Linked DNA regions of Homo sapiens: regions 2 and 3 are each linked to region 1. A link is a loop called in an ENCODE intact Hi-C map of the cell type or tissue named here. Cell type or tissue: natural killer cell. All regions are shown on one strand.

Region 1 (2,500 bases):
GCTCCCAATTGCATGTGTATCTTTCTACACGTTGTATAGTTTCTACTCTGAACATGGACTACTCATATTTATTAAAACGTAAAGAAAACCTGGGAATGTCGGCTGGGCGTGGTCGCTCACTTGAGTCCAGGAGTTTGAGACCAGCCTGGGCAACACAGTGAAACCCATCTCTACAAAAAATACAAAAATTAGCTAGGTGTGGAGGCATGCCCCTGTATTCCCAGCTATTTGGGAGTCTGAGGCACGACAATCGCTTGACCCTGGGAGGTGGAGGCTGCAGTGAGCCGACATCGTGCCACTGTACTCCAGCCTGGGTAACAGAGCAAGACCTTGTCTCAAAACAAACAAAAACGACCTGGCAATGTCTTCAGAGATAATCAGTATGAAAACAACTATATAGGAAATGAGGCTACAGGGTTGGGAGGGCAGAGCAGAGGAGAGGTTTTGTGTTAGAAAAGGAATGCCGCTTTTCACAGAATAAAATCATCCCTGACGGGACATGGTGGCTCACGCCTGTTAATCCCAGCACTTTGGGAGGCTGAGGCGGGCTGATTACTTGAGGCCAGGAGTTTGAGACCAGACTGGCCAACATAGCAAAACCCCATGTCTACTAAAAATACAAAAAAATTAACTGGGCGTTGTGGCGCACGCCTGTAATCCCAGCTACTCAGGAGGCTGAAGCAGGAGAATCACTTGAACCTGGGAAATGGAGGTTGCAGCGACCCAAGATTGTGCCACTGCACTGCAGCCAGGATGACAGAGCGAGCCTCCATCTAAAAAAAAAAAAAAAGAAAAGAAAAGAAAAAATCCCCATGATGAGGCATTCAGAAAAGGTCCTTTCTGTGCCCTGCCACCCTTCTGGGTTAATTAGTGGCTGGCTGGGGCTTTCATCCAAAGCCCACATGCACGTCAACGGCAGATGCTATGGTGACAGGAAGGAAGCCCTCTTGAAAATGCTCCACCTAGCAAGAGCAAGCCACTACCAGGGAAACCCACATCACATGAGCCGGACAATGCATGTAAGAAAAAGAGCACTGCCTCCCTTTCATCCTCTCCTCCTCTGGCCACAGTTCAACACAGATGCACGTGCCCAAGATTTCAGAGCAGACTGCCTTGGAAGGCACTGATGCTACTGCTTCCACGGAGCAGGAGCTCATCCTATTTTCCTGATGACCGTGGTCTTTAACCTAGCACTTCTGATATCCAGATCCATTATGACCTATTTTCCAGCCAGAAATTAATTTATGGATTTTAATTATCTTTTAGATAGACTGAACACAGTTTCTACACAATGTGCACCGGGCCTTCAAACAAATTTCAGGAATACATGCACTCTGGTCATGATATCTCTAAGACACTGATTTTTCACTGACATATGAAGAATTTAATTTGACCATGATGAGTCTCTTTCTGGCAGTAGATGGAGTCAGCAGTGGGTTCACCTACACATATGATGTGGCCTGTGAAGTTGTGAAAAATAAACTCTGAAGCGTACCCTACAGTTCGAAAGGCAGGCGGTGCCCCATCCCCCAATGTGGCCTGGATCTCATATAAATCTTAGTGTTATATCAGCATTTTGTTTTGTTTTAGTGACAGGGTCTCACTGTGTTGCCCAGGCTGGAGTGCAGTGGTGCAATCATAGCCTGCTGAAGGCTCAACCTCCCAGGCCCAAGTGATTCTCCTGCCTCAACCTCTTGAGCAGTTGGGACTACAGGTATGTGTTACCACCTCTGGCTAATTATTATGTTTTTACTTTTTTTGTAAAGATGGGGGTGTCACTATGTTGCCCAGGATGGTCTCAAACTTCCGGCCTCAAGTGATCCTCCTGCTTTGGCCTTCTAAAGTGCAGGGAGTACAAAGTGTGAGCCACCGTGCCTGGCCTATATCAATTTTGGAGGCTTATATTTAAATGAATGACAAAGACGTTTTTAAAAAAGGAAAAAACTAAAAGCATCATGAACCCAAATATTAGATCAGAGTCCAACCATCCTTACACTTATGTCAGCAAACACAGGTACTAAATTTTGTAATTTAATGCCCCATAGCCTATAATTCCACAGCCATATGACTGACAACAAGTACAAAATAAAGGGCTGACAGAAGCAGCGGTGAGCAGGACTCCTCAATCTCCTCACGTTTGACATTTAGGGGTTGGGGAGGATGTCCTGTGAACTGCGGGACATTTGACAGCATCCCGGGCCTCTACCCACTAGATGCCAGTAGCACCCACTCCCCCAGTGGTGACAACCAGACATGTCTCCACACATTCCCAGGTTATCTTGGGGGTGGAGACTCCCCCAGGGTGAGAACCCAAGTTAGGGCAGTTACACAGGCCCAGAGCCACTCCCTCTTATGTGGCAGAAAGGCCCTCAAATTCCTTACGTAAAAGTCCTGACCCCCAAATATCTGCAGTGCCTTCGCTACGTAATCACAATTTAGAGTCTGTCTTCATCACATCATGGCCCTTGGGTGGGCCTCTCGGAGCCTCACCTCCAGGTGG
Region 2 (2,500 bases), 170 kb after region 1:
ATTCTATATTTAGTTTGAGTACACTAATATAATTAACTAAGGTTATATAATTTTGCTAACTTCAAATTTTCACTTATAAAGCTTCACATACAATTATCTGAACTAAAATTGATTTGATTTTTATTTTTGTAGAAAGATGAAAATGGTTAATTTTAATAATCCTGTCTTCCTAATAAGTTACTGTCTTCATTGATATAAATTATGTAGATGGTGCTTCAACAATGCTCTAAAGTTTGTTTTCATAATCTCTTTCAAGGTTAGTGTACTCACAGATTCCACGTCCCAGGGGCTTTTACCATTTGGCCTTCCCATTCCCCTACATACCTCTGTGCCTCAAACTCCCAGAAACTAAACCTAGACAGCTGCCCCTTGAAAGCACAGGAAGTGTGCGCTTAAGAAATAAAGTCAATTCTGGTACAGGCTTCAGAGGTCAGCCGACTTAGGGTCATTCTCTGAGATACACTTCTGAAAGATTATATAGGGTGATTTGGATGGCAAATAAGCAAATGATTAATTAAGAGTGTCATCACTCAACAACAAAGACAGGAGAGGATTCCAGTTCACAGCTGAAGCAATTCAGTGGTTCCAATATGAAGTCAAGACCAGTCTAAGGCTTAAAGCAAAATATATTGTGCCATCTCTTTCCTCTTAAAGGGGTTGGGCTGTGGAGTCAGATAAGGTATATTCCCAAATATACTCTGCATCTGCTTTATGGTTCATTACAACTAAATTTCTTACTGGGGCCTAAATGCATTGGTCTCTGGAGAGGGGAGATAGGTGCATCAATCTAGATAGTAAAAAATTCTACTTCCTGTTTCTCCTCTCTTCACAGTGAGTGCCTTCTGAGTATTACCATAAAGAGAAGCAACAGGTTTTTTAAAAAGTAGACACAAATATTTCAGCTTATCAAAGGACAAATGGAGGTCTACATAGATTCTGATGAGCATTAATCATGGTCGGCATTAGGCATCCTGCTGGTACACGGAAATCTACAAGTACTGCTCCTGGCAGGCTTTCTAATGCACTGCGCAAGTGTATGAGCATCATTTCATATAACAAAGTTATGTTGCGAATTCAATATTCACAAAGAAGAAAACAGATGCAAACACCAAAAATTACACACAAAAACTAAAGCTGACATATCAATTCTCTCAAGTTAAACAAACTAAAAACTGGTCTGGAAACCCAGAACCACTTGAGGTTGGCATTTCATCTCATGAAAACCAAACCTTCAGCCATTCTAAGCAAATGAGCTCAGCCAGAAGACCTTAAATTTAGAGATGATTCCTATTTCTCACCTCCACAGCCCACAATGTGGTCTGAGTTGTGAATATAATTTTTATGTTTATTCACTCTGTAACACCAGTAGTGTAGCAGCAACTCAGAAAAAAAAAAAAAACCTAATGAGGCCAGGCGTGGTGGTTCACGCCTGTAATTCCAGCACTTTGGGAGGCCGAGGCAGGCAGATCACTTGAGGTCAGGAGTTCGAAACCAGCCTGGCCAACATGGTGAAACCACATCTCTACTAAAAATAAAACAATTAGCCAGGCGTGGTGGTGGTGGGCACCTGTAATCCCAGCTACTCGGGATGCTGAGGCAGGAGAATTGCTTAAACTTGGGAGGCAGACGTTGCAGTGAGCTGAGCACTCCAGCCTGGGCGACAGAGCCAGACTCCATCTCAAAAAAACAAACAAACAAACAAAAAACACCAATGAGAAATGCAAAAAAACAAAACACTTAATAACCATGATAGATGAAATATGTCTCAAAAACAAAAACAGCAGGTCACAGTGGCTCACGCCGGTAATCCCACCACTTTGGGAGACCAAGGTGGGCGGATCACCTGAGGTCAGGAGTTCGAGACCAGCCTGGCCAACATGGCAAAACCCCGTCTCTACTAAAAATACAAAAATTAGCCGGGTGCAGTGGCAGGCGCCTGTAATCCCAGCAACTCGGGAGGCTGAGGCAGGAGAATTGCTTGAACCCAGGAGGCGGAGGTTGCAGTGAGCTGAGATCACGCCACTACACTCTAGCCTAGGCGACAGAGTGAGACTCTGCCTCAAAAAACAAACAAACAAATAACCAGATTTAAAGATTTAAAGCACCCTAGGACTTTTATCACAACTCAATTCCAGTACAATCTCACGTTGATGTCTTTGAAATTCTGAACCATTTCTGCAGCAAAACGCCTAATTCTCCAGAGCCCTGAGGGCATCCGTCAATGAAATCAGCTGATTTATAAACAGAATTCAGTGATTATGAAAACAATGCAGTCATAAAACGCTTAAAAAGCATAGCATTGTTCCAAGGTTTCCTTGTGGACCTGCAAACAGGTACTGTCATCTAGTTCCGAAACAAGCGCATTTTTTCAGCTTTAAAAACAACACGCAAAATACAATAGATCCAGTATGTGCATGGTTCCCTGTTATTGCATATTCTTTCTTCCCTAAGTCAAATCACTAATACCTGTACCTCTGGAACGATGTCCAGTCCTTAAGCT
Region 3 (2,500 bases), 110 kb after region 1:
ACTAAAAATACAAAAATTAGCCGGGTGGTAGTGGTGCGCGCCCATAATCCCAGCTACTAGGGGGACTGAGGCAGGAGAATCACTTGAACCCAGGAGGTGGAGGTTGCGGTGAGCTGAGATAGTGCCACTGTACTCCAGTCTGGGCGACAGAATGAGACCGTGTCTCAAAAAGAAAAAAAAAAGAGCCTCTCATTATGTTGCCCAGGCTGGTCTCGAACTCCTGGACTCAAGGGATCCTCCCGCCTCGGCCTCCCAAAGTGCTGGTATTACAGACATGAGCCACAGCGCCCCGCACAGATCTACTCTTCTTAAATAAGCGGAGATGCTTTTTATTTGTGTCTTTTTGTTGTCGTTGTTATTTTCTCTCAATTATTTAGAATGTACAAAATATTCGTGGTATTCAAGGATCAGGTAACAGCTTTACAAACCAGAAATGAGCGATTATTGACATTTAATCAACCAAGAAATATTTATGAAATATAAGGCAAAAAAACCCCACCACCAACACACACCAACACACACACACACACACACACACACACACACACACACACACACACACCCTCCAGGTTCTTAGTTCAAAAAAGTACCTAGAAATAAGGAAAAATGTAAATTGTTCTGAAGCATGCAAAGTTCATCCTGTCATGAATGAAAGGAACTCTCCCTCTCCCCTCCCTCTCTCCCTGTCTCTCCCTCTCCCTGACTCATTTACTGTGTGAGTTTCTTAAATTCGTGTTAGGGAATGCAGGGAATTTAAGCACTAAGCATACCCATCTCCCACTAACTCCACCCTCCCACCCAGGCCTCCCCCTTTTTAACACTCCCCACCTCTGCACAAAAGGTCCTGATCCTTCTCTATTCAGTTGCATTCTCTTAATGCAATGCACCCGGCACAAGCACACATCCCGCTCAAGGGTTAGCTGCTGACGGAGGGGCGGGGCTTTACCAGCGGCAGATAAGATGCTTTGGCAGGGAGCCTCTTTGCAGCCTCACACGTGATGCTCGGTCCATTTTTTTAAAGGGGGAGGACTACGTTTCATTGAACACATCTAAAAATGTAATGGAGGGAGGGAGGAATTAAAGTCAATGGGTAAAACGTGCCATTTAAAAGTATATGTATTCTCGGGAAAAAATCCAGAAACATTTTCTTTCCGTTATATTTTAAGATTTCTTGGGTTGACTTCAACACAGATAAATGAACATTTGTGATGAAAAGATAAGTATAGTTTCTTAAAATTGAGAAGTCAAGGGGATTTTCTCACCTTATTTTAAAAGAAACATGTAAATATTTTAGCGGAAGTAGAGAGGAAAAAGGAAACATGCAGGGCTTTTTTAAAAGAGCACCTTTTTTTACAGCTTTAAAGCCACAGATAATTTGAGAACATAAAAATGTGTGATGTGGTCTGTTCATTAAAAAGTAAGTGCCAGTATAAATTGAATTTTAAACTATCATTTAGCCAGACAATAATTTCAAATTTAATAACTAAATTGATTTTAATTGCTTTTAAATGGTCCTGGCAAAATCTGAGCAAGCTCTTCATTTCTGCCAATTCATTAGAAGCAGGCAAACTTGAATACAGAAGGAAAAAATCAAATCATTATAATTAAACAAAATTTTCTGCATTCAGTATCCTCTCCAATGTCAAGCAGACCTAGAAGCTACTGACTCTAACAAAAGCAAAGGAGACAGATGGGAGAATGGACCCCCTCGTGACATTAAAATGCCACCTGGCTTATAAATGCACGTTCGTTTTGGAAGACATCAACAATAACAGGGCTCTCCTGTTTGTTTTTTTAAATCGTCTTTTTAGGTCTTCTAAAACTAGAGGAGCTCAGAAGTGCTTTCCCCACATTCATCAGGTATTCTATTGTGGGTTTTCTTTACTCCACCACTCAGCGTATTTCTAGATATTAACCCATTCCTCCATGCATCTGCCATGGAGGTTTCTTTCTCTCTTTCTATCTCTCTCTTTCTTTCTTTGAGACAGGGTCTTGCTCTGTGGTCCAGGCTGGAGTGCCATGGTGCAATCACAGCTCACTGCAGCCTCAACCTCCCAGGCTCCCGCCTCAGCCTCCTGAGTAGCTGGGACCACAGGTGTGCGCCACCATACCTGGTCATTTTTTTTTTTTTTTTTTGGTAGAGACAGGGTCTCCTTATGTTGCCCAGGCTGGTCTCCAACTCTTGGCCTCAAGCGATCCTTCCACCTTGGCATTCCACAGTGCTGGGGTTACAGGCATGAGTCACTGCGCCCAACCATGCCATGGAGGTTTCCTTGAAGTTTTTACCCTGAGCCTCATGACCCCCCATGTCTACATTATTCTTACTCCCAAACAACATCAGAAACAAGGCGCACAGCTGCTGAAGGCTGCTTGGGCCTGGAAACCAGTCTCTACCTGGCTGTGCCATGCCTGCCTTCCTGCACCCACATCTGGGGTCTGAATGCATTCCACACAATGTCTGCAACCCCTCCTTTAGCACGTCTGAAATTCAGCATTCCAG

Evidence for each region. Peaks named below come from ENCODE experiments on the same cell type or tissue, not always from the same donor. Only the 100,000 strongest peaks of a DNase experiment are listed, where the experiment ranks them.
Region 2: it touches region 1 in a loop (5-fold over the local background); 11 of 110 quality-filtered maps call a loop at or near these places.
Region 3: a loop joins it to region 1, with 4 times the contacts of the local background. A loop is called at or near these places in 6 of 110 quality-filtered maps.

Annotation. Positions count from the first base shown.
Region 1 is chrX:9,642,950-9,645,449 of GRCh38, reverse strand. All of the region lies in intron 3 of TBL1X (transducin beta like 1 X-linked), which reads right to left. Among named protein-coding and RNA genes, the nearest start is that of GPR143, 120 kb to the left of the region's middle. In natural killer cell, no CTCF peak of the experiment used is centred here; a DNase peak (open chromatin) is centred at 939.
Region 2 is chrX:9,474,453-9,476,952 of GRCh38, reverse strand. All of the region lies in intron 1 of TBL1X (transducin beta like 1 X-linked), which reads right to left. Among named protein-coding and RNA genes, the nearest start is that of TBL1X, 11 kb to the right of the region's middle. In natural killer cell, no CTCF peak of the experiment used is centred here; a DNase peak (open chromatin) is centred at 1,312; H3K27ac peaks cover 980 bases.
Region 3 is chrX:9,529,417-9,531,916 of GRCh38, reverse strand. The region is part of intron 2 of TBL1X (transducin beta like 1 X-linked); the gene reads right to left. Among named protein-coding and RNA genes, the nearest start is that of TBL1X, 66 kb to the right of the region's middle. RefSeq lists silencers at 918-987, 814-1,108 and an enhancer at 531-1,102. In natural killer cell, no CTCF peak of the experiment used is centred here; a DNase peak (open chromatin) is centred at 956.